Linked DNA regions of Homo sapiens: all the other regions are linked to region 1. Evidence: read pairs that join two places in POLR2A ChIA-PET (ENCODE). Cell type or tissue: GM12878. All regions are shown on one strand. Links, peaks and the distances in the headings refer to the core of each region. The heading gives the core; the rest is flanking DNA.

Region 1 (7,777 bases), core at 1,360-6,359:
GAAAGAGACAGGTCTCAGAAAGAATGGTTGTGGGGTGCTCCTTGGAAAGTTGAACTGTGGGGACCAGGACTCCCAGCCTTGAAAATGTTCTGATACCCACGTATGGCATGAGAACAGCAGCCACCAGGTATCTGTGGACCACAGGGACTTGGACAACAAGTCTATTTCTATTTCTACTCTATTTCAGAGGTGAATGGAGTAGACCAAAGGTTGGAGGGACCTTCCCTGACATTTTTCTGCCATAATTCACCAGGATCTTTGCCCAACCTATTTGTGGTTGTTGGAGGAGTAGTGAAAATCCTAATAATGCCTGAATTAATTTATTTGGCATCCTAGTAGGTTGGACTCTCAGAGCCAGATTTAACTTAGTTTAAAGGATCTAACAAAATATGACATTTCTTGCCCATCCCATGATGTGGTTGCAAATATAGTTCCATAAACACAGGAGGAGGGGGAATACACTGTGGAATTGTAAATGTCTTCATTTTCTTAAGAAAAAAGTTGGAATAAAAATTGTTTGGATTCCTTTTGTATAACTGAAGACAGAAAATGTTGCAGTCAACAAATGATCTTCTTGATACTGTCTTTATACAGTTGATGTGCTGTGAAAGCCCCTACCATGAGCTGACAAGGGAACGAAATAAAGGGCTTAGCTAATAAAATTGAATGAGGTAAAAGAGGAAGCAGCAGCTGGGTGTGGTGGCTCACGCCTGTATTCCCAGCACTTTGGGAGGCCGAGGTGGGCGGATCACGAGGTCCGGAGTTCCAGACCAGCCTGAACAAAATGGTGAAACCCCATCTCTACTAAAAATACAAGAATTAGCCAGGCGTGGTGGAAGGCACCTGTAATCCCATCTACTCAGGAGGCTGAGGCAGGGGAATCACTTGAACCCGGGAGGTGGAGGTTGCAGTGAGCCAAGATCGCACCACTGCACTCCAACCTGGGCGACAGAGCAAGGCTCCGTCTTGAAAACAACATACAAGGAAGCAGTGTATCTATGCCCTTCTCAATAACAGACTTTATATTTTGATTTATTTATTTATTTATTTATTTATTTATTTATTTATTTATTTATTTTGAGATGGAGTCTCGCTCTGTCACCCAGGCTGGAGTGCAGTTGCGCGATCTCGACTCACTGCAAGCTCCGCCTCCCAGGTTCATGCCGTTCTCCTGCCTCAGCCTCCCAAGTAGCTGGGACTATAGGCGCCCGCCACCACGCCCGGCTAATTTTTTGTATTTTTAGTAGAGATGGGGTTTCACCGTGTTAGCCAGGATGGTCTCAATCTCCTGATCTCGTGATCTGCCCACCTCGGCCTCCCAAAGTGCTGGGATTACAGGCGTGACCCACCGCGCCCAGCCAACTTTTTATTTTTTTATTTTATTTTAGTAATTTCTTTCTACATCTTTTTTTTTTTTTTTTTTTTTTGGAGACAGAGTTTCGAGATGGCACAATTTCAGCTCACTGCAACCTCCGCCTCCCAGGTTCAAGTGATTCTTCTGCCTCAGCCTCAGAGTAGCTGGGATTACAGCCGCGTGCCACCATGCCAGGCTAATTTTTGTATTTTTGTATTTTAGCAAAAACAGAACGGTTTTTGCCATGGTTGACCAGGCTGGTTTCAAACTCCTGACCTCAAGTGATCTGCCCGTCTCGGCCTCCCAAAGTGCTGAAATAACAGGCGTGAGCCACCCATGCCCAGCCTCTTTCTCTAGCTATTGCAAACAAATAAGGACTCTTTTATAACACTGTAAATTGGAAAAAACCTGCAATGTCACCTTTACTTCTAGGTTTAAGAGAATTGCTTGGAGCCATGACACTTTTATCTAGAAAAAGGTATTAGTTGATGAAATATGTTCCTGTTATTTTTCACTTAAGGTATAAATGACATCATTAATGTGCTTTTTTTCTGTCCTCTATTTGTTCTCCAGAATGCTAAAACAAATTCAGAATGGCATTTATCTCTCTTGCATAAAAGTTGAATGAGCTAAATCGTGGAGAAATTACAAAGATATTGGAGTGTCTCTGGTAGTTTCTAACTTGAAACACAAGGCATCTCTGCTGGCATCTCCTTGTGCCCTCTCTGGGAGGCTGGCCAGTACTCCAACAGTGGATCAAGTGAAGCAGTGTAGCTCTTACCTGCAGGTGGGGGGCCTGGGGGCCCCGGACGGCCAGGTTGACCAGAAGGCCCAGGCTTGCCTGGTGGGCCCATAACTCCACTATCCCCTTTCTGTCCCTGACAGAGAGAAAGGCAGAGCCTGTTATGAAAGCATGACATAGCAAGCTTCCCGCCCCATTTATCACCAAATCAGAGATCACCTTGCACTTAAGGAGCAAGAGCCCAGTGGGGGATGCAGCTCCAGAGGTCTTGACCATCGAGCTCTTAATAAGCTTAGGGCAAGTGACATTTGAGATAGTGATGGCTACAAATTTGTAGACCTTAGTTCTTGCTCTACAAATGTGGCACATGGCAGCTGAAAGGAACCAGTCAAATCTACTCTAGGCCCTGGGCAGATGAGGAAATGGAGGCCTAGAAATGAGCTATTTTCACTCATTGGCTTCCCGTTGCACTCAGGATAAAGACTTAGCTCTTTACTGCAGCCTGCGAAGCCTTGCATGGCTAGGCTTTCCAGCTTCATTCCAGCCTTTTGGCCTTTTTGGTCTTCAAGGGCACCATGTCTATTATCCCCCTTCTCAAGACCCTTCTCTCTGCCCCAAAATCTCTTCCTTCCCCCTAGCCTAGTTAACTGTCACTCACCCTTTGGCTCTCAGCTCAAATGCCCTATGGCAAAGCCTTCCCTGACCTTCCTGGATGGAGTCAGTTCACCCCACCATAAGCTCTCATAACTCAGCCTGTTTCCTTCATGGCATTTATCCCAGATCATAGCATATGGATTATTTGTGTGGTCATTTCATTGATGTCTCCCCATGAGACATACACTCCCTATGGGCTGGAATCTGTCTAGCTCACCTCCTTTCCCCAGATGAAATGAGGGAGGACAAAGATGCTAGAAACACAATGGTAGGCAGCTTTGCTGATCTGTAAATCCAGAGGTTTCACCTTGACCTTGAGACTCCAGGTAACTCATGTCATTGCTTTGTACCTCAGTTTTGTCATCTTTAAAATGAGGCCAGTAAATTTACACCCACATAGGTCTGTGAAACTAACAAAGATCTCAGATGTGAAAATGTGGTTTGTACAGAACGAAGAGCTATGTGGGGCAAGCCAATTATCACAGCAACTGGCTTGGTTCCATCTGTTTCACGTAGTTAAGTCTTGGTTTATTAAAAAGGGCACATCTGTGGCTACAGCCGTTCCACATGGAGTGTCCTCTTTTCTGCCTATTCTGGGAGTATCAAGAGCAAAGACTGGGCTCTTTGTTCTCCCTCAGGGTTGCTCTTAGGAGTCACCCCGAAACCAAGGCTGGTGCATGCTATTGACTCTTCCCCTGAGCAATTTGCTAATTGTCTGCTCTTGCCTCAGGCCTAATCAGAGCAGTGATTGACACTTGCCATTTTTGACCTGGTTCTTCTTACTACACTTGCGCCTTGGCAGGCTTGCCCACCTGATGAAATGTAATCTTCCTCAAATCTGGGGAGCAGGCAGGCTTGGGACTCCTTTCCAGCCACAACGGTGACAGGTGACCGGCTGCCTTGTCCACATGGCACTGGGGGCCGTCTTGGTAATGTGCAAGGAGTTCTTGAACTCTGAATATGGGATCCGTGAGGTCAGAGTTTATTTCTGATTCCATGTTTATGGAGGGAGTTCTTAAGCCTCAGCCTAGCTGAAGCATTCCCTGCAGTAACCAAGCTGGGTCTCAGGATGGCAAAGGAAGTCACACATCTTAATATAGCCACAGTTCAGTCTTGTTTTTCTAACGGCCATGTCAGCTGGCTCTGAGCAAAGGAAGTGCCAAAGCTTGAAGGAGCTGGAAATGCTCCTTCATTCTGACACCAGCAGTAATGGAATATTCCGCTTATCGGCCATCGCTCAGAATGAGCCACGTCTCTATCAGCAGGACTCACTGAGTAGAGCTTTCCAGGAAAGGCATTCTTTATTCCTTATTTGCCACAAAGTTGGGTGATCTCTCTCAAGGAAATTGTTTCTCAGTTACTGAAGTTTTTTTTTTTTTTTTTTTTTTTTTTTGAGAGACGGAGTCTTGCTCTGTCGCCCAGGCTGGAGTGCAGTGGCGTGATCTTAGCTCACTGCAACATCTGCCTCCTGCGTTCAAGCAACTCCTGCCTCAGTTTCCCAAGCAGCTGGGACTAGAGGTGTGTGCCACCATGCCCAGCTAATTTTTGTATTTTTTAGTAGAGGTGGGATGTCACTGTATGTTGGCCAGGCTGGTCTCGAACTCCTGACCTCAGGTGATCTGCCTGCCTTGGCCTCCCAAAGTGCTGGGATTATAGGCATGAGTCGCCACTCCCGGCTGAGAAGATTTTTATAATAAAGTCAACAGCTGCTTTCCTGGGCTTGCCTGAAGGCAAGTCCTGAAGCATGAAGGTAGCTGAGAGAAGAAGTCATGTGGGGAAAGTTGGTCTCAACTCAACTCTCTGGATTCTAATCCTGGCTTTGAAGCTGACTTCATGGAGGGGTCTTGGGCAAGCAACTCCACCTCCCTGGCCCTCAGCTTCCTTGAGAATAACCTGAGGAGACTGGATTAAGTGGTCTCTGTAATCCTTCTGGCACAGAAATTACTATCTGAAATTCCTTCTGAATTTCTGATTTTTGGCTTTGGATTGACTTAACAATAACTTTCAGAGACTCTCAGCACTGCTGGCCAACAAACAAAGAGTATGTAAGACTATGCTGGGAGATTAATTCATGATAAAAATAAATACCACATCAGGCTTCTAAGGCTAACAATTCGTTATCTCCCAACTGGAACGACCCCAACACCGAGGGTTTGCAGCACCCTCGGGTTGTTCACAATGTCTTGTCGAAAGCTTGGGCTCTTTTCTCTAACTTCTCTGAGCTCCCAGATGTGGTTTTGGTGTAGCTTTTATGATTCCAACGGAATTAGTCTCAGCAGGCTCAAGAAATGGCCTTCCTGGCTTTGGTTATCGCCAGGAACTAGGAAAAGGCAAACACTGCCCAAGACAGAAGGAAGCCAGGAAGCTTCTGGAACCCCAAGCTTAAAATATTATGAATGGAAATCATTAGGAGGGGATAAAGTGATATAAGAAAAGATTTCTCCCCCATATTTTTCCTTTTTTATCTGAGCCTACTTTTAAGAAATTGGTATCTGTGGCATCATTGTGAAACCATGACCATGCTACCCATGATCAAAGTTTGAAAACTGGACTGGATGATTGTAACTTCGAAAGTTACTGCACAGTCTAAATTTTCCAGGTTGGAGCCTGTGTTCTTTCTAAATTGATTGGGAAAAGACCAGAATTGGCTTCATAGTGTTATTATGGTTCTGAAACCTGGCTGCACATTAAAATCATATGGAGCTTAAAAAAAAATAACCAAACCCATGCTGAAAGCTCATTCCAGGTCAATTATATTATGGTCTTTGGAAAATAAGGCCTAGGCACTGGGGATGAGGAGTGGCAAGCTTGGAACTACAACCATTGCACCTGATGTGGGGGATCTGTACATCTGTATTTAATCACCGGCCCCACCCCCAGGTGATCTTGATGTAAGATTAAGTTTGTGGGCCACAGATATAGCCTAAGGAAATAAGTAAAAGAATGGAAAAAGCTTCCATCCAAAGATGTTTACCTCTCAGGATTATATATGAGACAGCTAAGGCTGTCTCTAGAGCAGTCATGTCACATCACATGGCTTAACACAAGAGCCTGCTGACCAGGGGGAGTTCAGAATGAACAACTGCCTTAAGCATGTTAATCAACCCAAGAAAAAAGGTCACTTACAAATTGGAGGCCTGAGTAGGGAAAAACCACCCTATTGTTGAGACCCAGAAGACCTCTCAACAGCAGGAAAATATCTAGGCTCATTTTTAAAACTTCATTTGTGTCTGGGACATTGAAGCATAAAATAGGTTTTCTGGGTAAATGACCATATCTGCCTTCCATTCCTAGCTGCTTTGGTTAAGACAGACTTATTTTTATGAACCAAATATCCACTCTTGCTTCTGGCCTTGGCACAGTTCACATGGAGCATCCTATCCCATCCACTTCAAACTACGGCTAGCCTAGAGATGCCAGCAGCTTCTGGAAGTGGTGCTGCTCCCGTCTGCTAGCCCAGAGGATGCTGGAGTCAAGGTCTACAGAATATCTCTGATTAACGCCACCTGCCTGCCACTCCACACACTGCCAGGTCAGGAAGTTCTGACCTCAGGCGGGTGGTAAGCCCTGGGATCCTTACCTGCTTGCCTCGTTTTCCTGGTCTTCCTGTGGGTCCTCGGTGTCCTGCTATCCCAGGTTCACCTTTTGGACCCATTTCACCCTGGAAAGAAGGAAAGAGAAGCAAGAGAGGACTTAGGGCATGTGGAGTGGGCACATCTACACAGGTCTAGCCAGTCATTGGCTACGAGGGCAGTCTACTTGATCATTCCGAATCTATGCCAACTGGGCTGCCCTGCAAGGTTAGCAGAGTGAGGAAGTCATGAGAAAGGCAGACATGTCTTTCATGGAAGAGGAGGGAAGGAAGAAGGTAATTCTGAGTGGGTTATCTGTTACCTGAGAGGGACAGGTGTGGAGCAGCACACATTTTGATGGCCAAATAGAAGAGACAAATCATCACCCAGAACAGGCAGTGAGAGGCTGGGGCATCCAGCACAGCATGCCTGTGCTAATTACTACAAGCTGTCTGGGAAAACGCTTTCCTTCTAGTTGGAATTTTATGTTGTGTTTTCTTACGTGCTGTTTTTAGCACAAATTCAAATCTGGAGGTTTTTAAATGATTGGACACTGTTTTGCCAGCTGTCATCTTTGGGAAGTTTCTACTCATTTAATGACTCTTGCTTAGGATTATGTGCTTGCCCACTCTTAGTAAGCATTGGTTTGAGTTCCAGCTCACTTCCATTTGATTTAGATGAAAGTTCTTTTGTGGGAGAGATGTTCCAAACATATGTTCACATCTTCAATATAATTATTGAAAAAGGCATGGAGAACAATGGAAACAATATTCCTGTTTGTAAAGCTCTATGTTGAACTATCAAAACCCAATGTACCCATTGCAGAATTTCATAGTTTAAGGCCAATATTTCACAAAACTCATTTCTCCATCTTAGTTTCTCTCCTTCTTCCCCATTTTCTTCTACATGGATTCCAGCCCCACTTACTATTTCTTTGGGTCAGCCCACAGGGCGCTTCATTCCTATCTCCAGTAATCCCCCAACAGCCCAGAATGCACAGCCAACAAGAAAAATTTAGCAATAGCAACCATGAGTGTTAATCAGCAGCCAGTGCCCATGAAGAGCTGCCCAGACACTCAGAGAGAACAAAAAACACCCAGGCACTTTTTCACATGGCAGTCAGAGGAGGTATAACACAATGGAAAATTCCAGGGAACACCTGTATATGGAAAGGATCAAACATAAAGCTCTGAAATTATCTGTCAGCTCAGCCAATGTGTCCCTACCCAAGCCACCAATGTCTTGTTTCACCAAGAATTGTCCTTAAATCTGTTATTTCTTTCCAACCCATACATCCTTCAACATTCTCTAGGGAATGGGAGCGTGTGAGAGGATAGGATGGATGCCGCATGCCATGGAGATGCTTGCAGTTTTTCCCTGGCTGTTTTAGAGAGGCTCGGGGATGTCTTTATGGCTGGGAGAAAACAGCAGCACAAGCAGCATTTTTTTTTTTTT
Region 2 (7,777 bases), core at 1,059-6,058, 76 kb after region 1:
GCTGTTAGCCACTTATAGCTGCAGTGTGCCTCGGGATGAAAAATTTCCTCCTGTTAACTTCACATCTGGCTTTATCCATGTATTAGTCCATTCTCACACTGCTATAAAGAAATACCTGAGACTGGGTAATATATAAAGAAAAAAGGTTTAATTGGCTAGTGGTTCTGTAGGCTGTAGAGGAAGCATGGATGCTGCCATCTTCCTGGCTTCTGGGAAGGCCTAAGGAAACCTATTACGGTGAAGGGGAAGTAGACGTGTCTTACGTGGCCAGAGCAGGAGGAAGAGAGAGTGGGGGCACCACACACTTTTAAACAACCAGATTTCACGATAATTCACTCACTCACCATCATGTGAACAGCACCAAGGGGATGGTGCTAATCCATTTATGAGAACTCTGCCCCAATGAGCCAATCACCTCCCACCATCTGCACCATGGGAGATTACAATTCGACATGAGATTTGGTGGAGACACAGATTCAAATCATGTCAATCTGCATCTGTTATTCCAGCCTGATGCCTATTTAGGCAGATTTTTTTTTTTTTTTTACATTCTTAGCCCAAGCTCATTTTTATTTTCTCAGAGTGAAGAAGGCAGGCAACTCAGGCCTTCCAGCCCAGTGCTGTCCTCCAGAGGATCCGGCTTTAGCTGCCATCTGCCCACAGCTGCATAAGACAGCTCAAGCAGGATAAGCCGAACCACTGAATCCAGTCAACCAACAAAATATGAGAGAATAATGTCTTGGATTTAGTCACTCTGGTTTGGGATGGTTTATTGCGTATACACAGATTAAAGAATCAGTCATTCTTGAAGAAGAACTCTCCCCTGATGGCAGGATGGTAATAAGGCCCCTGAAAATTAGATCGTCCCCAGAGAAGAAGAAAACAAGGGAGAGGAATGAGCCTAAATTAAAGACTTACTCAAAAGAGACTTGAGTTTTAACCTCTACTGATAGAAGTCAGAAGAGTAATGGCTGTGGGGGATGCATGGGTTGGCTGGAGGGGGCATGAGGGAGCCTTCTGGATTATTGGCAATGCCCTATACCTTGATCTGGGTGGTGGTTACATGGCCACATACATATGAAAAATTCACCGAGCTGTACACTTAAATACTAAGTGGAAATGGAGTTCAGGAGCTAATTTCTATTATAGAGTAATAAAGAAAAGTTCACCAATTCTGTGAAATGTACACCTGCCACAACATAAGTGAAAACAAAGAATGGCAGACACATGAAGTAAACAAATATTTATATAGAAAAAAAGTATTATTTATGAATCTAAACAGTGAGTGACCAAGATGCCAAACAGAAACATGATTAAGAACAGGGAACTTGAGAATATAAAATTATAACATTGCTGGAATACTCATTCTTGTAACTCCTATTTCAATGAGTTAAATTAGAAGTAGACTATACCCTTTTCAAGATCATCATCCCTGGAATTAGAGATGGAAGGAAGCTTTGAAATCCTCCTTCACTGGTTCCAAAACTGGGCTGCACACTGGAATCACCTGGAGAGCTTTAAAAAATACTGATGCCTGGGGCCCACTCTAGAGATTCTGATGTAATTGGTCTGAGGTGTGGCTTGGGAATCAGGATTTTTAAAAGCTCCCCAGGTGATTTCAATGTGCCGCCAGGGTTGAGAATTATGGGTCAATTTCAACCACTCTTCTCACAAATGAGAACACAGAGGCCCAGGACTGGCAAATGGTTTGCTAAATATCCATTAATTGGCTGCAGCCAATTTTCTCTGATGTGCTCTAATAGGAGGGAGCTGTGGTATGGACAATACCAAACAATGAATAATCTAAAAATAATTTATATTTGGTTCGGGAAAGCAGCACATGACTTCCTGGCTGCCGACTGGCCTGGCTAATTCAGTTGGGTCGAAATGAATGTGCTCTTTCCTGCACTGACACTGACAACCCAGCTCTGTGCTGAGATGTGGAAGGAAGGTGGCCAAATTAAACACCGGCTGCAGCCAGTTCTCCAGTGGGCAACAGACATGGTGTCAATGGCACATAGTAACAATATGGATGTAGGGACTTGTCTAACAGAGGATTCCACGATGGAGCAAAGCTAGCTTTCTCCTCATCCTATACTCTAAGAGGGAGGGGGACCAGAGGCATAAAGACGGAACGAAGGAAGAGGGGCTTATGTTTTTCAAGGAGCTATTTGGTGCCAGGTTTCATAATAAGCATTTCTATAAACAGCATATGGTCTTAGCTCTATAGAGTTAGGCATTCTGGAACCCACATTATAGAGATGAGGAAACTGAGGTTCAGAGAGGTTGTATAACCCAAAGCAGAGCCAGAATAGAAACTCCAGCTTACCACACTCAACACTTTCCGACATACCATCTGTCTGTCGAAGAGGGAGAGATGCAGATGGACTTGGGTCAGATCCTTAGATTGTAAGTGCTGCTAAGCAAACTTCACCTCCCGATTTTTCAGTTCTAACAGTCTAAAGGCAGCAACAAAGAGACCTCCAGAAAGTACCTGTGCAGCCATGAGAATCTGTCTCCAATCACGGGAGCATAACTGACCAAGAGCCCCAGCTGCCACTCTCTGAAATCTGTCACCCACATTTACGCTAAGGCCACATTTCCCAGGCATTGTGCTGCTCCTCTCCAATGTCCAGTAGAAATATGAAGGTGGCCCTGTTCCTGGGAGGCATGGGACTCCTCTGATAAAAGTCTTGCCAAATTCTCCTCAGATGGCACCCAGCCAGGATGCTTCTGCCCATCCTTCCTACCCTCTTTCCTCATTGAGGTCTGACCTGCATTGCAGTCTGATGGCTCTCAGCCTTTTCCAGCTCTTCTGTTTTCTCTCACAGAGGCATTTCCCTTAATAAAGTCCCTCATGTATTTAATCCTACCTTGGCATCTACTTTCCAGAGGACCTGGACAACAGAAATGCCCCTAGCTAATGGTGCCCCCAACTATACACACATCACAGTGGGGAAGGCGAGGAGAGAAAAGGTCATCTGCTGACTCATCAAGGGGAAGCTGGTCTGAAATTTTTTAATAAAATTGTGGGTACACAGGTGTATAAATTTATGGAGTACACAAGATATTTTGATACAGGCATACAATGCATAATAATCACATCAGTGTAAATAGGGTATCCATCACCACACATATTTATCCTTCTTTGTTGTTGTTGTGACAAACGATCCAATTATACTCTTTGGGTTATTGTAAAATGTACAATTGTTGACTACAGTCATCCTGTTGTGCTGTCAAATACTAGGTCTTATTCATTCTTTTTATTCTTCTGTACCCATTAACCATCCCCACTGCCCTCTCTCCTGACTACTGTTGCCAGCCTCTGGTAACCTCTCTATGTCCATGAGTTCGATTGTTTTAACTTTTAGCTCCCACCAATAAGTGAGAACATGTGAAGTTTGTCTTTCTGTGCCTGGCTTATTTCACTTAACATAATGACCTCCAATTCCATCCATGTTGCTGCAAATGAAAGGATCTCATTCTTTTTATGGCTGAATAGTACTCCATTGTGTATATGTACCACATTTTCTTTATCCATCCATCTGCTGATGGACACTTAGGTTGTTTCCAGAACTTGGCTACTGTGAACAGTGCTACAATAAACATGGGAGTGCAGATACTGCTTCAATATACTGATTTTTCTTTTGGGTATAAGCCTAGGAGTGGGTTGCTGGATCATATTGTAGCTCTATTTTTAGTGGGTTTTTTTTTTTTTTTTTTTTTTTTTTTTTGAGACATGGTCTTGCTCTGTCACCTAGGCTGGAGAGCAGTGGCACACTCTCGGCTCACCATAGCCTCTACCTCTTGGGCTCAAGCAATCCCCCATCCTTAGTCTCCCGAGTAGTTGGGACTATAGGCATATACAATCATGCCTGGCTAATTTTTTATTTTTGTATTTTTGTAGAGATGGGGCTTTGCCATATTTCCCAGGCTGGTCTAAACACCTGAGCTGAAGCGATCCACCCTCCTCAGCCTCCCAAAGTGCTGACATTACAGGTGTGAGCCACTGTGCCCGGCCCTCTATTTTCAGTTTTTTGAGGAACCTCCAAACTGCTCTCCATAGTGGTTGTACTAATTTATATTCCACCAACAGTGTACAAGAGTTCCCTTTTCTCCACATCCTCTCCAGCATTTGTTATTGCCTGTCTTTTGAATAAAAGCCATTTTAACTGGGGTGAGAAAGCATCTCATTGCAGTTTTCATATGCATTTCTCTGATGACCATATTTAGCACCTTTTCATATACCTGTTTCCCATTTGTATGACTTACTTTGAGAAATGTCTGTTCAGATCTCTTGCCCATTTTTTAATTGTATTAGATTTTTTCCATACAGAGCTGTTTGAGCTCCTTATATATTCTGATGAGTAGTTTGCAAATATTTTCTCCCAGTCTGTGGGTTGTCTCTTCACTTTGTTTCCTTTGCTGTGCAGAAGCTTTTTAACTTGATGTGACTCCATTTGTCTATTTTTGCTTTGGTTGCCTGTGCTTGTGGGGTATTACTTATGGTTCAATCTTGGTAGGTTGTATGTGTCTAGGAACTTATCCATTTCTTCTGGGTTTTCCAATTTCTTGTCATATAGTTGCTCCAATGATCCTTTGAATTTCTGTGATATCAGTTGTAATGTCTCCTTTTTCATCTCTGATTTATTTGGGTCTTCTCTTTTCCTTAATCTGGCGAAAGGATTTTATTTTTTAAAAAATTGTTCTGTTGAACTTTTGCATTGTTTTCTTTATTTCAATTACATTTATTTCTGCTCTGCTCTTTATTATTTCTTCTACTAATCTTAAGTTTGGTTTGCTCTTGCTTTGCTAAATCTTTAAGATATATTGTTAGGTTGTTTATTTGAAGTTTCTCTATTTTTTCTTTTTTTTTTTTTTTTGAGATGGAGTCTTGCTCTGTCACCCAGGCTAGAGTACAGTGGTGCAATACTGGCTCGCTGCATCCTCTGCCTCCTGGGTTCAAGCAATTCTCCTGCCTCAGCCTCCTGAGTAGCTGGGATTACAGGCATGTGCCACCACACCCAGCTTTTTTCTTTTGTACTTTTAGTAGAGACAGGGTTTCACCATGTTGGCCAGGCTGGTCTTGAACTCCTGACCTCAGGTGATCCACCCACCTCAGCCTCCCAGAATGCTGGGATTACAGGCGTGAGCCACTGCACCCAGCCAGTTTTTCTACTTTTTTGATGTAGGTACTTATAGCTATAAACTTCCCTCTTAGCACTGCTTTGCTGTATTCCATAGGTTTTGGTATGCTGTGTTTCCATTATCATGTGTTTCAATAATTTTTTCAGTTTCCTTCTTAATTTCCTCACTGACCCATTGGTTACTCAGACACATACTGTTTAATTTCCATGTGTTTGTATAGTTTCCAAAATTCCTCATTATCGATTTCCAGTTTTATTCCATTGAGATCAGGGAGGAGACTTGATATTATTTCAGTTTTTTAAAATGTTTTAAGACTTGTTTTGTGGCCTAACATATGGTCTATGCTTGAGAATAATCTATGTGCTGAGGAGAAGAATGTATATTCTGCAGCCATTGCATGAATTGTTCTATAAATATCTATTAGGTCCATCTGGTCTGCAGTGCAGATTAAGTCCAATGTTACTTTGTTTTCTGTCTGGATGATTTGTCCAATGCTGAAAGTGGGGTGTTGAAGTCTCCCACTATTATTATATTGGGGTCTATCTCTCTCTTTAACTCTATTAATGTTTGCTTTATATATCTGGGTGCTCCAGTATTGGATGCATATATAATTGTTATATCCTCTTCCTGAATTGACTCCTCTATAATTATATAATAATCTGGCCTCTTTTTACAGTTTTTGTCTTGAAGTCTATTTTGTCTGATACAGGTATAGCTACTCCTGCTCTTTTTTGATTTCCATTTGCATGGAGTATCTCTTTCCATCCCTTTCTTTTGTCTATGAGTGTCTTTATACGTGAAGTGTGTTTCTTGTAGGCAACAGATCATTGGGTCTTTTTTTTTCTTTATCCATTCAACCACTCTATGCTTTTTGATTGGAGCATTTAGTCCATTTACATTCAATGTTATTATTGATAAGTAATGACTTGTTTTCTGGTTGTTTTGTGGTCTTCTCTTCCTTCTTTCCTTCTGTCCTGTCTTCCTTTCTAGCCGAGGTGATTTTCTCTAGTGGTATGTTTTAATTTCTTCCTTTTTATTGTTTGTGTTATCAATCATATGTTTTTTGATTTGAGGTTACCATGAAGCTTGCAAATAATATCTTATAACCCATTTCTTTAAACTGATGACAACTTAACACTTGTATAAACAAGCAAAGAGAAAACTAATTAAAATGCTACACTTTTTACATCAGTATAGTGTGAGAAATAAAAATAAAAAATCTGTACACTTTAACTTCTTCCCTCTACTTTTTATTTTGTTTTTGTTTTAATTTATACCTTACTGAACTCTGTCTTGAACAGTTGTTGCAGTTATTGTTTTGTTTTGAGATAGGCTCTCACTTAACGCCCAGGCTGGCTGTAGCCTCGACCTCCAGGGTGGTGACTCCCACCTCAGCCTCCTGAGTAGCTGAAAGTGCAGGAACATGCCACTACACTCAACTAATTTTTTGTATTTTTTTGTAGTGACAGGGTTTCACTATGTTGCCCAGGCTGGTCTTGAACTCTTGAGCTCAAGCAACCTGCCTACCTTGGCCTCCCAAAGTGCTGGGATTACAGGCAAGAGCCACTGTGCCTGGCCATTTTTGACTTGTCCATCATTTAGTCTTTCTACTTAAGATATGAGTTTGCACACCACAATTACAGTGTTATAATATTTTGTGTTTTTCTGTGTGTTTACTATTAACAGTGAATTCTGCAGCTTCAGATAATTTCTTATTGCTCATTAAGGTCTTTTTCTTTCAGATTGAAGAATTCCCTTTAGCATTTCTTGTAGGACAGGTCTGGTGTTGATGAAACCCTTCAGCTTTTGTCTGGGAAAGTATTTCTTCTTCACAGTTGAAGGAAATTTTTGCTGGTTATATTATTCTACAGTAAAAGTTTTTTCCTTCAGCACTTGAAATGTGTCATGTCACTCTTTTTCCTGGCCTGTAAGGTTTCCACTGCAAAGTCTGCTGCGAGACGTACTGAAGCGTCATTGTATACTGTTTCTTTTCTCTTGCTTGTAGGCTGACTTCCTTATCCTTGACCTTTGGGAGTTTCATTATTAAATGCCTTGAGGTAGCCTTCTTTAGGTTAAATCTGCTTGGTGTTCTATAACCATCTTGTACTTGAATATTAATATCTTTCTCTAGGTTTGGGAAGCTGTTATTATCCTTTTGAATAAACTTTCTACCCTCATCTCTCTCTCTACCTACCTCCTCTTTAGGGCCAATAACTTTTTTTTTGAGACGGACTCTTGCTCTGTCACCCAGGTTGGAGTGCAGTGGCACAATCTTGGCTCACTGCAACCTCCACCTGCCGGGTTCAAGTGATTCTCCTGCCTCAGCCTCCTAAGTAGCTGGGACTACAGGCACGTGCCACCACACCTGGCCAATTTTTTTGTATTTTTTGTAGAGATGGGGTTTCACCGTGTTAGCCAGGATGGTCTCGATCTCCTGACCTCATCATCCACCCACCTCGGCCTCCCAAAGTGCTGGGATGACAGGCGTGAGCCACCATGCCCGGCCTTAAGGCCAATAACTCTTAGATTTGCCCTTTTGATGCTACTTTCTAGATCTTGTAGGCATGCTTCATTCTTTTCTTTCTTTCTTTTTTTTTTTTTTTTGTCTGTGACCATGTATTTTCAAGTA
Region 3 (7,777 bases), core at 924-5,923, 82 kb before region 1:
ATTATACTCCCTCTCACCCTCCCGAAGTGCTGGGATTATAGGCATGAGCATCTGTGCCCGGCCACTTTTCATTAGTCCTAAGCACACACCACCAAGTTCAGTTTTCCTGAGATGCCTCCATTCTCCAGATCATTCAGCCCCTTTACAGTGGACAATTATGCTTATCTATTTCTGCTTAAATCATCTATCTATGTGCTACCTTTTCCTTCCCAACCCAATTGTTTAAAGATGACAGACTAGACCAGGCACCATGGCTCATGCCTGTAATCCCAGCACTTTGGGAGGCAGAGGCAGGAGGATCTCGAACCCAGGAGTTTGAGACCAGCCTGGGCAATATAAGGAGACTCTGTCTTTACAAAAATAAAATTAGCCACACATGCTGGCACACACCTTCAGTCCCAGCTACTTGGAGGCTGAGGTAGGAGGATTGCTTGGGCCTGGGAGGCAGAGGTTGCAATGAGTCATGATCAGGCCACTGCACTCCAGCCTGGCAACAGAGGGAGACTTGCTTCAAAAAAAAAAAAAAAAAAAAGACAGACTAAGCATGTGTACCTAGTTAGGATCCTTCTGGAAACCCCACGAAAATGACAGCAAAAGGATATTTTTATCACATAAACCCCATACAACTGATTAAATTTGGGAGAACATTAGAAACAAGGACATTCTATCATTTGCAACAACATGGGTGAACCTGGAAGATATTATGCTAAGTGAAATAAGCCAGATTCAGAAAGACAAATACCACATGATTTCACTTATACGTGGAATTTTAAAAAGTTGAACTCACAGCAGCAGAAAGTAGAATGGTGGTTACCAGAGGCTGGGGGAGGAGAGGAGTAGGGGAGATGTTGACCAAAGGGCACACATTTCAGTTAGCCAGGGGGAATACGTTTTTGAGATCTACTGTACATGGTGACCATAGTCAATAATAATGTATACTTTGAAGGAGCATCTGGAATTTTACCCCCAGATATGGCTCCCTGGTATAATGAGTATTTTGAATTAAATGTCCTTAGCAATCAACAGATGCTAGAAGAAACCTTTTCCCTATCTACATAAAGACCTAAGGGATCCACCAAGGAAAACAATTACTAAGTTTTTATTCCATTTCTCCTATTAATCTGCATTTGGTGAGTGATTTTTTAGTTATTCTTCAGAGGGCAAAGGGGAAGTTTGTTCCTGGCCCCTACAGTTTCAAAATTGTAAAAATAATAACAATAATGAATTTTTTAAATTACACATTTATTTTTACTTTTTTTTTTTTTTATTAGAGACAGGGTATTGCTATGTTGCCCAGGCTGGTGTCTGGAACCCCTGAATTCCTGGGCTCAAGCAATCTTCCTGCCTTGGCCTCTCAAAGTGTTGGAATTACAGGTGTGAGCCACCATGCTTGGCCAAGAATAGATTTTACATGTTCTCAATACAAAGAAAAAGAAGTATGTGAGGAGTGTGATATGCTAATTAGCTTCATATAATCATTCCACAATGTATACATCTATTACTATCAAAACATCATATTTATCCCATATATATATTATTTGTCAATTAAAAATGTAAATTTTCATTTAAAATTTTGAAGGGCTAGAAAACAGGATAAATAGCAACTGACTTAGCAGGCTTGTGAAGCTGAGTCTTAAGCCAGCAGGGATGAAAGTCAAGAAGCAACTCAACTTGCATTGAGACTCCCATAGAGTTTTGTGACCAGGCTTTGGTAGTACCAGCTACGTCTAGTATAAGTGGGGGTGTGTATAAGACTGAATACAGGAGAATTGGTTGGAAGTCAGTAAGAAGAAGTTAGAACCCTAAATCTCTCCTGCAAGTCCACACAGCCAGACTGTACATCCCCCACCCCAGAATAAGACTGTAAGTTGAAAACAAAAGGTCTCTGGATAAAGGGTTACCAGGCAAAATTAGGGTTGAGGTACTATACTGAAAACAATATCATACTGGAAGATTATTTTCTGTGGTTCATATAATACAAAAGCACAGCCAGATATCCTACAAAGAATCCCAGGTTCCAGACTTTTGTTTGAGACCTGAAAAAGAAACAAAAAAGAGATAAAAGAAAACAAAATAAGTAAAAACCAATAAATAAAATGAAGCCCATGTTGACAACTCCACCTCATGTGCTCAGAGCTTCCAAGCAGCTTTTAAGCTCCGCATTAAAAAAAAATATGAATGGAAAACCAAGGGTCACCACACATCTGAGAAAAGCTCCTAATAAAGATAGAGACCAAAACAGGAAATAAAGAAAAAAATAGAGAAAACGAGACTATGCAGAGAGAAATTAAATATTAATGGACAAGAAGTTGGGTGCAGTTGCTCACACCTGTAATTTCAGCACTTTGGGGGGCCGAGGCAGGAGGATCGCTTTAGGCCAGGAGTTCAGGACCAGCCTGGGCAACATAGCGAGACCATCTCTCTGTAAGAAAAAAAAATTAGTTGGGTGTGATGGCACACACCTGTAGCCTCAGCTACTCGGGAGACTGAGGTAGGAGGATCACTTGAGCCCAGGAGTTCCAGGCTGAGGTGAGCTGTGATCACGCCACTGCACTCCAGCCCAGGCAAAGACACTTCAACTCTAGAAGAATGAATATGATTTTGTTGGATAGGGTTGAGTTTTTGAAGGCCACAGATCACTGTTATATAAAACATTCTCTTGTCAATCCCCAAAGAACCAATTTTTGCCCCCTTGGGGGACAATTACTGCCCCTCTTAGAGACCCCTTCTCTACTGAAATGCATGCTTTAGAGAAATAACACATTGCATCTGTGAAATAATGGGTTACTATTTTTAAAATGAACACTGAAGTGAGAAAGAGAAGTAGCTCAGAGAAGTCTGAAAAATGTGTGGTATGCAAAATTTATCAGGTCCAGAGAGACACAATCTTCAGAGAATGAATCTTCAGTCACACCCACCCCTCCCCAGAGAATCATGCCTAGGAACAATTGTTTAAAGGCATTTTGTTCTTTCTTTCCTTCCATGTAGTTTCCAGACTGGCTGATAAATTACCCAAAATGCTATCACAAGTTGCACAATATGACCCTCACCCATTATCTTCATGTTCCTGGAATTTGTGATACAAAGAACAACATATGCCAATTAGTAGCTTATGTTCAATTTAGGAACTGCCCCTTCTTTTTTCCTTTAAAAACCCACTTGTTGGCCAGGCGCAGTGGCTCACACCTGTAATCTCAGCGCTTTGGGAGGCCGAGGTGGGCGGATCATCTGAGGTCAGGAGTTTGAGACCAGCCTGGCCAACATGGGGAAAACCTGTCTCTACTAAAAATACAAAACATAGCTGCGCGTGGTGGTGCACGCCTGTAATTCCAGCTACTAGGGAGGCTGAGGCAGGAGAATTGCTTGAACTCGGGAGGCAGAGGTTGCAGTGAGCCAAGATTGTGCCACTGCACTCCAGCCTGGGTGACAGAGCAAGATTCCATCTAAAACAAACAAACGAACGAACAAAAAAACCCCACTTGTTGACTGCTTGAAGCCAAGAGTTCAAGACCAGCCTGGTCAACATAACAAGACCCTGTCTCCAAAAAAACAAAAACAAAAACCAAAAAATCCACTTGTAAGTGCTGCTAATCACAGCATATATTCAGGGCAACTTAACTTGAATCTGTGTCTCCTGGGCTGTAGCCCTCAAATTTGGCCCAAATAAACTCTCTGCTTACATTAATTTTGCCTCAGTTTATTCCTGTAGGTGAACCAATAAAAAAGAGCTCTTAGAATTGTAGTGTTACCAGAAAGGGATCCCAATCCAGACCCCAGGAGAGGGTTCTTGGACCTTGCACGAGAAAAGAATTTGGGACAAGTCTGCAAAGTGAAAGCAAGTTTATTAGAGAAGAAAAGAAACAAAAGAATGGCTCCTCCATAGGCAGAGCAGAGGCATGGGCTGCTCTATGAGTAAACTTATGGTTATTTCTTGCTTATATGCTACATATGGGGTGGATTATTCATGAGTTTTCTGGCAAAGGGTGGGCAATTTCCAGAACTGAGGGTTCCTCCCCTTTTTAGAATATGTAGGGTAACTTCCAGGCACTGCCATGGCATTTGTAAATTGTCATGGTGCTGGTGGGAGTGTCTTTTAGCATGCTAATGCATTATAGCTAGCATATAATTGTTACCAGCAGCAAAGCCACATGGGGCTGCAGCAACTAGATGCCTGCTTCCTTGGAGGACAGAATTCAGCCAAGGGGCAGAAGCAGGTTTAAGGCAGAGGGAGAGATTGAGACAACTTTTAGAGCAGGAATGAGAGTTTATTAAAAAGTTTTAGAGCAGGAATGAAAGGAAGCAAAGTCCACTTGGAAGAGGGCCAAGTGGGTGACTTGAGAGATCCAAGTGCCCTTTTCAGCCCTTGACTTGAGGTTTTATACATGGGCATGGTTCCAGGGTTTCTGCTTCTCTTCCCTTAATTGTCCCCTTGGGGTGGGCTGTGTGTATGTGCAGTATGTTTACTGAAGTTGTACACATGCTAAGTTGAGGTGTGTTTCCATTACCAGTCAAGTGTTCCCAGAGGAAGGTCATACACCCATTAAACTCTGCTGTTTTGCCTCTTAGTGAACGTGCCTTAGTCCACTTGCCCAACTCCAAAGATCTTACCAGGAAGCTGCTGATTACCAGTTTTCGGTGTTTCCTTTTCTTTTTTTTTTTGAGACAGAGTTTCACTCTTGTCACTCAGGCTGGAGTACAATGGTGCAATCTCAGCTCACTGAAACCTCTGCCTCCCAGGTTCAAGCGATTCTCCAGCCTTGCCTCCTGAGTAGCTGGGATTACAGGCATGCACCACTACGCCCGGCTAATTTTGTATTTTTAGCAGAGATGGGGGGTGGTTCTCACCATGTTGCCCAGGCTGGTCTTGAACTCCTGACCTCAGGTGATCCACCTGCCTCAGCCTCCCAAAGTGCTGGGATTACAAGCATGAGCCATGGTGCCCAGTTAGTTTCAGGTGTTTTCTATCTATTGGGAGATTGTCTTTCTCTGGCACTGGCTACAACCAATTGTTATTTTAGAGAGACAGTTTAACAACTGCCTGACCATCATCTGATGATCACCTGACATTCCTGGAGACAGGGCCCTCCCCTGCCCTGCTCATGTCTGCCTAACTACCGATTCTAACATAATGAACAGTGAGGATGACCAGAGGTCACTTTCATTACCATCTTGGATTTGGCAGGTTTTGGCCAGCTTCTTTACTGTATCCTGTTTTATCAGTAAGGTCTTTGTGACCTGTATCTTGTGCCAACCTCCTATCTCATCCTGTGACTAAGAATGCCTAACTGCCTGGGAATGCAGCCCAGTAGGTCTCAGCTTTATTTTACCCAGCTCCTATTCACTTTGGTTCAAATGCCTCTGACAGTAGGGGCCAAGGGAAAAACTTCCCCTTTGTCCTCTGAAGGTTTACTGAAAAATCAACTCACAAAATGCAGATTAGTAGGAAAAAGGCATCAAAACTTATTAATGTGTACACAGGGGAGAATCAGAGTGATCACTCAATATCCCAGTGGGGCCCAAATACTTATATAGCCTTATTTGAGAGGGGAGTGAGGAGATGGGGAATATAGGTAATTCTGTTGAGGTACAATAAACGATTGCTAGGGAGAATGAATGGATCAGGGAACAGAGATTAGCTTGTAAATCGTTCTCTTTGAAAAAAAGATTTTTTTTTTTTTTGAGACAGGATCTTGCTCTGTCCCAAAGGCTGGAGTGCAATGGTGTGGTCACAGCTCACTGCAGCCTTGACCTACTGGGCTCATGTGATCCTCTTGTAACCACCCATGGGTTCACCTTGCCTGCTGCCTAGACAGAGCCAATTTATCAAGACAGGGGAACTGCAGTAGACAAAGAGTAATTCACACAGACCAGCTGTGCGGGAGACCAGAGTTTTATGATTACTCAAAAAAGTCTCCCTCAGTATTTGGAAATAAGAGTTTTGTTGTTGTTGTTGTTGTTGTTGTTGTTGTTGTTTTTGAGATGGAGTTTCGCTCTTGTCGCCCAGGCTGGAGTGCAATGGCGCAATCTCCACTCACTGCAACCTCCGCCTCCTGGGTTCAAGTGATTCTCCTGCCTCAGCCTACTGAGTAGCTGGGATTACAGGCACATGCCACCATGCCCAGCAAATTTTTGTATTTTTAGCAGAGACGGGATTTTGCCATGTTGTCCAGGCTGGTCTCAAACTCCTGGCCTCAAGTGATTCGCCCGCCTCGGCCTCCCAAAGTGCTGGGATTACAAGTGTGAGCCACTGCACCTGGCCAGGAAATGAGAGTTTTTAAGGACAACTTGGTGAGTAGGGGAAAGCCAGTGAACCAGGAGTGCTGATTGATCAGGTCAGAGATAAAATCATAAGAAGCTGAAGCTGTCTTCTTGCACTAAGTCAGTTCCTGGGTGGGAGCCACAAGATCAGATGAGCCAGTTTATCCATCTGGGTGGTGCCAGTTGATCCATCAAGTGCAGGGTCTGCAGAACATCTGAGCACTGATCTTAGGAGCAGTTTAAGGAGGCCCAAAATCTTGTAGCATCCAGCTGTATGACTCCTAAACCATAATTTCTAATCTTGTGGCTAGTTTCTTAGTCCTACAAAGGCTGTCTAGTCCCCAGGCAAGAAGGGCGTTTGTTTTGGGAAAGGGCTGTTGCCATCTTTGTTTTAAACTATAAACTAAGTTTTAAATTATAAACTACTTTTCTCCCAAAGTTAGTTCAGCCTACACTCAGGAATGAACAAATACAGCTCGGAGGTTAGAAGGAAGATAGAGTTGGTTCAGTCAGATCTCTTTCACTGTCTCAGTTATAATTTTGCAGTGGTGGTTTCACTCCTGCCTCAGCCTCCTAAGTAGCTGTGACTATAGGCATATGCCACCATGCCCAGCTAATTTTTTTTTTATAGAGATGGAGTCTCACGGTGTTGCCCAGGCTTGTCTCAAACTCTTGGGCTCAAACAATCCTTCCTGCTCAGCCTCCCAAAGTGCTGGGATTACACGCATGAGGCACCACACCTGGCCTTTTTTTTTTTTCTAAGTTTTTTGTTGTAGGTTGTGCTACATTTCCCAGGCTGGTCTCGAACTCCTGCCCTCAAGCAATCCTCCCACTTTGGCTCCCCAAAGTGCTCTTTGGAAATTGAGCCTGAGAGAAGAATATTATCTTGTGAATAAGTCTGTTTAGGTGTGGTTAATTCCTTGCTCTTCTTTTCTGCAATAGATGAGAAAGCATGAAGCAGAAGGAAAAACGATCGTTTTCCTTGGTGGGTCCTTCAGCCCTTTATGTAGATAGAGAAAAAGTCTCTTCTAGCATCTATTGATCTTTAAGGACCTTTAATTCAAAATACTCATTATACCAGGGAGCCATATATTGGGGTGAGGTTGCCTTGCCTGTACTCCTCCAGAATTTATTTTTTAATTTTAATTTTTTTTTTTGAGACGGAATTTCACTCTTATTGTCCAGGCTGGAGCGCAATGGCGCAATCTCGGCTCACCACAACCTCCACCTCCTGGGTTCAAGAGATTCTCCTGCCTCAGTCTCCTGAGTAGCTGGGATTACAGGCATGCGCCACCACGCCCGGCTAATTTTGTATTTTTAGTAGAGATGGGGTTTCTCCATGTTGGTCAGGCTGGTCTCAAACTCCCGACCTCAGTGGTCCACCCACCTCGGCCTCCCAAAGTGCTGGGATTACAGGCATACGCCACCGCGCCCGGCCAATTTTTTTTTTTTTTTTTTTTTAAAGAGAAAGAATCTTACTCTGTCACCCAGGCTAGAGAGCAGTGAAATTATAGCTCAG
Region 4 (7,777 bases), core at 1,033-6,032, 380 kb after region 1:
AAACCAACCATGCCTTTCCAATAGTCTCCCAAAATCTTAACTCGTCCCAGCGTTAACTCAGAAATCCAAGCCCAAAGTCTCATCTGAGACAAGGCAAGTCTCTTCCATCTACGAGTCTGTAAAATAAAAAACAAGTTAGTTACTTGAAAGATACAATGGAGGTACAGGCATTGGGTAAACGTTCCTGTTCCAATGGGAGACACTGGCCAAAACAAAGAGGCTACTGGCCCCATGCAAGTCTGAAACCCAGCAAGGCAGTCATTAAATCTTAAAGCTCCAAAATAATCTCCTTTGACTCCATGTCTCACATCCAGGGCACACTGATGCAAGAGGTGAGCTCTCAAGGCCTTGGGCAGCTCTGCCCCTGTGGCTCTGCAGGGTAAAGCCCCCGAGGCTGCTTTCACAAACACAATATATACAGGGTCTGGAAGTCAACAGCTGAAAGCTTACCTACCATATAAACGAGTTAAAAAATACAAACAGTATAAACCAAGGGCAACAGTTCCTAAATTCTGACCATTTTATAACAATCGAAAGAGCTCCACTGATTAAAGTAATAGTGGATGCTGTAATGGATAAATCCCAAATTATCACATAACAGAATAGGTTATTTTTATTTCATGCTCACATAAAGTCAAAAAATCTATGTTAATGATCAGCTGGGTGTGCCTGAGGAGGCTGGAGACAACCCAGGCTGAAAGAAGTTCAGTTCTCTTTGACCCCTCATTTCCAAAGTTGCTCTGGCAACCACCACCCAGCCAGCAGGTGGAAAAGAAAGACAATCTTTCAAGGGAGGTTTCTATTTGCCAGGACTAAAGTAACACTCAACACTTCTGCTTTATTTCCTATGGCCAGATTTCAATCATATGGCCATCCCCAAACACAAAAGGTCTAGTAAATATAAGTTATCTGGGGCCTGGGAGAAAAGAAAACAAGTTTGGTAAACAGCAAGCTAGTCTTTACCACAAGAGGTTTTAAGACACAGATTCTGGGGCATTACCCCCAGAAGATCATCATTCAGCAGGTCTAATAGGATCCCAAAGAATATGTATTTAAGCTTGCCAAGTGACTCTGATGTATGCTCCAAAGTTAGGAAACAGTGGCTTAGAAAGTAAAGAACTTGGAGCAAACAAGAAACTTTTCCATGAAAAATTTAAAAGAATGTACTAAATAAAGAAAAACTAAAAAGTGATGAAAAAATTAAGACTTCATGTCTAAGAGAATATAGGGTGCAACTGGGATTGCTTGTGATAGCAATCTCTTATGGCTTTCTTCCTAACTCTAGCAGCTTCTTAGATTTTCTTTCCTCCATTCATTCCATATTTTCCATGATACTCTGCTGGGCCATGAGCTTTTTCTCATTCCTTGAGTGACCTCATTCACTTTAATTATCACCTAAAAGCCCAGCCTCACATTTAACTGTCTACTGTAACAACACTTCTCCATTTAGATGTCCTACAAGGACCTCAATATATCCAAAACTGAATTCACCTCACCTTCAAACCAGCTCTTCCAGCATGCTCTAAATCTTAGGCCCTCTAGTCAAATCCCCAGGAGTTACTGAAGAGTCATCCTTCTCCTTCAGCCCCTACTATCCAGTTATCAAGTCCTATCAATTTTACATCCTAAGTATCTCTGGAATCCATCCCTTTTGCCAGTATCTTAGGTAAAAACCACTTTTCAAATGGATAACACTTACTACCAGTTCCACCTGCCTCCAGCTTCACCTTCAACACAAACCTATATTCTATACTATCTTCCAGAATTGATTCAAAACAAAATCCTGCACCGATTCCCTGCTTTGCCTCTTCCAGTGGCTCATGATTGCTTTCAGAATAAAGTTCCAACTTAGAACTCAGCACACAGGATCTTCATGATTTGGCCCTTATCTCCAACAGGGTCATTTCTTCTCACTTCAAGTCCTCTGTGTTGCAACCATATTTACTTCTTGACAGTTCTCCAAACACACTCTTGTGTCCTTTGGAGTCTGGTATAGCACTTGATGCACAATAAAATCAGAGTCAAATAAATTTACAAACAGTCATGCTGAATTTGGGGCAACACAAATGTAGCTAACTGGAATTATCAAATAGGCAGATGTTAGAGAGATTCAAACTTAGGTGAAAACTCAAAACCAGAACCACAAATTTGGGAATCACCACTAAAGAAACAGTATTTGGAAGTCTTAAGAATGAAGAAACTCTGACAATAATGTGATCTTGGTTAAAACCAGGGGATTTTTCTTTCCTAAACTTTCATTATACCCAAATAGCTACCTTGTGCAAGACAGGGGCTATTTAATCCATGTTTAAGAAGCTAACAATAGCTGAATGTAGTGGCTCACACCTGTAATCCCAGTGCTTTGGGAAGCCAAGGTAGGAGGATCACTTGAGCCCAAAAGCTGAAGACCAGCCTGGGCAACAGAGGGAGACCCATCTCTACAAAAAAATTAAAAAATTAGCCAGGCATAGTGGTGCATGCCTGTGGTCCCACCTACTCAGGAGGCTGAGGTGGGAGAATCGCTTGAGCCCAGGAGGTCTAGGCTGCAAGTAAGCCATGATCACACCACTGCACTACAGCCTGGGTGACAAAGTGAGACCTTAACTTAAAAAAAAAAAAATATAGCAGCAGCTAACAATCAATAAATTAGAAATAGGAAGGAACTTCCTCAACCTAATAAAAACCATCTATGAAAAACCAACAGCTACATCATACTTAATGATGAAAGATCATGAACAAGACAAGGATGTCTACTCTCACCACTTCTACTGAACACCGTACTGGAGGTTCTAGTCTGGGCAAGTAAGCAAGAAATAAAAAGCATCCAGACTGGAAAGAAAAAAGCAAAATTATCTCTAGTCACGGAAAATTATCTCTAGCCACTAAAAAAGTATTAGTGCTAATAAGAAAGTTCAACAAAGTTGTAGGATTCAAAAGCAATATATAAAATCACTTGTATTTCTATATATTACCAATAAACAATCTAAAAATAAGAAAATTCCATACACAATAGCATTTTAAAACCTTAGAAATTTAAGAAAGTCCAAAACTTGTACTCTTGAAACTACAAGATACGATGAGATTAAAGAACCTTAATAAATGGAAAGCATCCCATGTTCATGGAAAGACTATTATCATTAAGATGGCAGTATTTCCCAAATTGATCTATTGATTCAATACAATACCTATCGAAATTACAACTGTCTTTCTGGAAGAAATTGACCCATGGATGCTAAAATATGGGAATGCAAGTGACCCATAAAAGCCAAAATCTTAAAAAACAAAAACAAAAATTGGAAGACTTGCACTTCCCAATTTCAAACTTACTACTGAAGGAGTGAAGGATCTGTCATTCCAAGATATAAGTCAGATTGGTATAGTGATTATTTTGAGTTGAAAACATTAGAGAAATTGTAGTTTTCTACAAAGACAGGGTGAGCTAACCTGTCTCTTCCTACACGCAGCCAAGACATAAAGATTCCTCTAGGAGGGGTACCCTCACCATACCAGGGAGAGAAAAATAACCCTTACTTCCAGAGAGTTGGAATTGGAAGCTACAATGGACCTGAATAAATATTCTTAAGGAAGTAATCCTTATCTTCTACCTGTTTCACACCCCTCCCCAATATATCTCCTAGTTAACTCCCCTAGAAAATTTTCTGCCCCAGCCAGATTTTCTTTGTTCTATCATTTTTCCTCAAATTTATCATTCTTTGTCTAAAAAGTATAAAAGCATCTTGCTTTGGTCACTTCTTCAGAATTCAATCTCTTGTGAAGATCACCATGTATACGGAAAACTTATTAAATTTGTATATTTTTCTCTTGTTAATCTGCCTGGTGTCAATGTGGTTTCTAGACTCAGCTGAAGAGCCAAGTAAGAGGTTAAAGCAGGGTTGGAAGCGATCTCTGACTCTGTACACTACAAACCTACAGTTATCAAGACAGCATGGTACTGGCATGGGGACAGACATATAGACCAATGGAACAGAACTGAGAGCCCAGAAATAAACTCCCACATTTAGAGTCAACTGATTTATGATACAGATGCCAAGACAATTCAATGGGGGAAAGATTACCTTTTTCAACAAATGGCACTGGGACAACTGGGTATCTACATGCAATAAAAAAAAAAAAAAATATATATATATATATATATAGAGAGAGAGAGAGAGAGAGAGAGAGAGAGAGAGAGAGAAAGTTGAAATCCTACCTCATAGCATATACAAAACAACTCAATATGGATCACAGCCCTAAATGTAAGAGCTAAAAACTTTTCCTTATATTAGCTCCCTAGGGCTAACAAATGACCATAACAGATAACCATAAATTTGGTAGCTTAAAAAACAGAAATGTATTCTCTCACAGTTGTGGAGAGTACTAGCCTGAAATCAAGGTGACCTTCTGAACACTAAGGGGAAGTCCTTCCTTGCCTTTTCCAGCATCTGGGCTCCTGGAGTTCACTGGCTTGGAACTGTATGACTCCAACCTTTGCCTCCATCTTTACATGGCCTTCTCACCTACTGTCTCTGTCTTCTCTTCTGTTGGGTTCAGGAGGCTTCTGGGCTGAACACACGGAGATTCCTGGACAGTGGCATCCCCAGAGAGGGCATGGAAGCTTCTACTCTTTCTGCCATACTTCACCCTATGTATTTCTTCCATCTCTATCCTTTTGTAACATCCTTTAGAATAAATAAGTAAAAATAAGGTTTTCCCTGAGTTCTGTGAACTGCTCCACCAAATTAATCAAACCCAAGGAGGGGGTCATGGGAACTCCAATTTATAGCCAGTCATCAGAAGCCCAAGTAAAACAACTTGGGGCTTGCAACTGGCATCTGAAGTGGAGGCAGTCTTGTGGGACTGCACTTGTGGATCTGACAATATCTACAGGTAGACAGTGTCAGAACTAAACTGAATGAGAGGACATCTAGCTGGTGTACACTGGAGAATTTGCTGAAGAACTGGTTGCTTCCTTGGTATGTGGGGGAAAACTGAAATGTGACACATTTGCTCACAAAAGCATTCTATGTTGTCAGATTATAGTAAGAGAAACTGGGTTTGTTTTTTCCTATATCCTTATCACAAATAAATACTTCTCCAAAATAGACACACAAATGGCCAATATGCACATGAAAAGATGCTCAACATCATTAGGCATCAAAACTGCAGTAAGATACTACTTCATGACTGGGTGCAGTGGCTCACACCTGTAATCTTAGCACTTTGGTAGGCTGGGGAGGGGGAGGGCTGCACATGGCTTGAACTCGTAAGTTCAAGGCCAGCCTGGGCAACACGGCAAAAACCCATCTCTGCCAAAAATAAAAAAAAATTAGCTGTGAATAGTGGCATGTACCTGTACTCCCAGCTACTTGGGGGGCTGAGGCAGGAGGATAACTTGAGCCCAGGAGGTTGAAGCTGCAGTGAGCCGTGATCATGCCACTGCACTCCAACCTGAGTGACAAAGTGAGACTCTGTGTCAAAATAAATAAATAAATAAATAAATAAATAAATAAATAAATAAATAAAAGAGATACAACTTCAGACACACTAGGATGGCTATAATTTAAGACAGACAATAACGAGTAGTATTGAGGATGTGGAGAAACTGGAATGCTCATACGCTGCTGGGAATGAAAAATGGTGCAGCCACTCTAGAAAACAGAATAGTTCCTCAAAAGGCTAAATACAGAGTTACCATACTACCCAATGATTCCATTCCTATATCCCAGAGAAATGAAAACTTACGTCTACATAAAATCTTGTACACAAATGTTTGTATCAGCATAACAACCAAAAAATGTAAACACAAATGTCCATGAACTGATGAATGGATAAAGAAAATATGGTATATCCATACAATGGAATATTATTCACCAATTAAAAATAAATACAAATACTTGCTACAAAGTGGATGAACCCTGAAAACACACCAAGTGAAACAGGAAAAGTCTACAGAGACAGAATAGTAGTCGTCAAGAAGCTGGCAAGAATGGAGGTTCGGGGGTTGATAGTTTAGGGGTAAAAGGTTTTTGTCATAAAATGTTCTAAAATGGATTTTGGTGGTACTTGCACAGTTTTGTGAATATATTAAAAAACACTTAATTGTACAATTTAAGTTTGTGTGTGAATTACATCTCAATAATGCTGGTTAAAATATAAAAAAGATCAAACTTTTTAATATAGAAATTGTTCAAGAGAAAAGGCTGCCTCTCTATACTAATTTATGCTTCCTTATTATAAAACCTGTATTTCTTTAGTATTTTTGGTAACAGGAAATAAATGTAATTCTCATCTATAACAACTCTTATTCTAAGTTTCTGAATTTCTCTACTCAATTGCCTTTTTAAAGTATTTTAACTGTCTTGTGCTAGATGTTTTAATATTATCTTTGGACTTAAATCCTGAGGAATAGAAAATACATATCTTTAAATTTATAAATAGATAAATCTAGACGAGTAAACCCTTACCAATAAGAATGTCAACTTACGCCGGGCATGGTGGCTCACGCCTGTAATCCCAGCACTTTGGGAGGCCGAGGCGGGCGGATCACGAGGTCAGGAGATCGAGACCATCCTGGCTAACACGGTGAAACCCCGTCTCTACTAAAAATACAAAAAATTAGCCAGGCATGGTGGCGGGTGCCTGTAATCCCAGCTATTTGGGAGGCTGAGAGAGAAGAATGGTATGAACCTGGGAGGTGGAGCTTGCAGTGAGCTGAGATTGTGCCACTGCACTCCAGCCTGGGCGACAGTGCGAGACTCTGTCTCAAAAAAAAAAAAAAAAAAAAAAAAGAATGTCAACTTAAATTGACTAGGCAAAAGTAGCCTTCTCACAAAAGCTAATAGGCATAATAATTCTATCCAGACTCTACTATGTAAGCCAATCAGCATACACATAGAAGAATCCTGGTAACTTTTTTTTAAATCAGTATCGCTTAAGGAGGGTGGATGAATAATTTAATAGCATAACTAAGAATTGGGGATGAGGGATGGGAATGGAAATTAAACCTAAAATATTTGAAAATTAAACCACTTCAACTTTACATTGTATACAATATCCCAGTAACAGTTTAAAACATTACTGTTTTAAGTAACTAATAATTTCATTAATTTTGGCTTTAAATTTAAGGTATTACTTTGTTACTGATTTGATATGATGTGAACCGCCCATAGGATACATTATTCAAAACAAAAGACCTAATCCTGAACTATTTCCTCCAGGTACAGGGTATTTTCCATGGGCATCTCACCCCAGTCCAGAATGAGTACATTCACTGAATATAAATTTTACATTAGACTAGAAAATTAAAAAGGAAATAAGACAAAATGCTGAAAAAATGTATCCAAAATCTAACTATTTGGGTTATCTGCTCTTTAACTACCATAATCAATGTTTTATGGTTTTTTTTGTTTTTTTGTTTTTGAGATGGAGTCTCATTCTGTCGCCCAGGCTGGAGTGCAGTAGTACGATTCTGGCTCACTGCAAGCTCCGCCTCCTGGGTTCATGCCATTCTCCTGCCTCAGCCTCTCGAGTAGCTGGGACTACAGGCGCCCGCCACCACGCCTGGCTAATTTTTTGTATTTTTAGTAGAGATGGGGTTTCACCGTGTTAGCCAGGATGGTCTCGATCTCCTGACCTCATGATCCGCCCGCCTCGGTCTCCCAAAGTGCTGGGATTACAGGCATGAGCCACCGCGCCCGGCCCTAAAATCAATGTTTAATTGTATTTTCATAATGTTGAATTTACCCTACTGGAACTATGTATCCAAAAAATTACCAAT

Evidence for each region. ChIA-PET counts read pairs that join two places held together with the same protein. Peaks named below come from ENCODE experiments on the same cell type or tissue, not always from the same donor. Only the 100,000 strongest peaks of a DNase experiment are listed, where the experiment ranks them.
Region 2: POLR2A ChIA-PET joins it to region 1 with 8 read pairs; 2 of 35 experiments call an interaction of 5 or more read pairs at or near these places.
Region 3: POLR2A ChIA-PET joins it to region 1 with 6 read pairs; 2 of 35 experiments call an interaction of 5 or more read pairs at or near these places.
Region 4: POLR2A ChIA-PET joins it to region 1 with 5 read pairs; 2 of 35 experiments call an interaction of 5 or more read pairs at or near these places.

What each region holds. Positions count from the first base shown.
Region 1 is chr3:15,464,206-15,471,982 of GRCh38, forward strand. It overlaps COLQ (collagen like tail subunit of asymmetric acetylcholinesterase), which reads right to left. Exons shown (of 17, transcript NM_005677.4): 11 at 6,331-6,411; 12 at 2,136-2,232. Among named protein-coding and RNA genes, the nearest start is that of MIR4270, 28 kb to the right of the region's middle. In GM12878, for the core only: a CTCF peak has its summit at 6,250; a DNase peak (open chromatin) is centred at 3,266.
Region 2 is chr3:15,540,926-15,548,702 of GRCh38, forward strand. No RefSeq gene overlaps it. Among named protein-coding and RNA genes, the nearest start is that of COLQ, 23 kb to the left of the region's middle. In GM12878, for the core only: no CTCF peak of the experiment used is centred there; no DNase peak of the experiment used is centred there.
Region 3 is chr3:15,382,152-15,389,928 of GRCh38, forward strand. It overlaps a transcript of METTL6 not described here. Among named protein-coding and RNA genes, the nearest start is that of METTL6, 42 kb to the right of the region's middle. RefSeq lists enhancers at 2,269-2,368, 2,489-2,538. In GM12878, for the core only: no CTCF peak of the experiment used is centred there; a DNase peak (open chromatin) is centred at 2,910; H3K4me3 peaks cover 1,374 bases; H3K27ac peaks cover 4,219 bases.
Region 4 is chr3:15,846,069-15,853,845 of GRCh38, forward strand. It overlaps a transcript of ANKRD28 not described here. Among named protein-coding and RNA genes, the nearest start is that of MIR563, 24 kb to the right of the region's middle. RefSeq lists an enhancer at 326-825. In GM12878, for the core only: no CTCF peak of the experiment used is centred there; no DNase peak of the experiment used is centred there.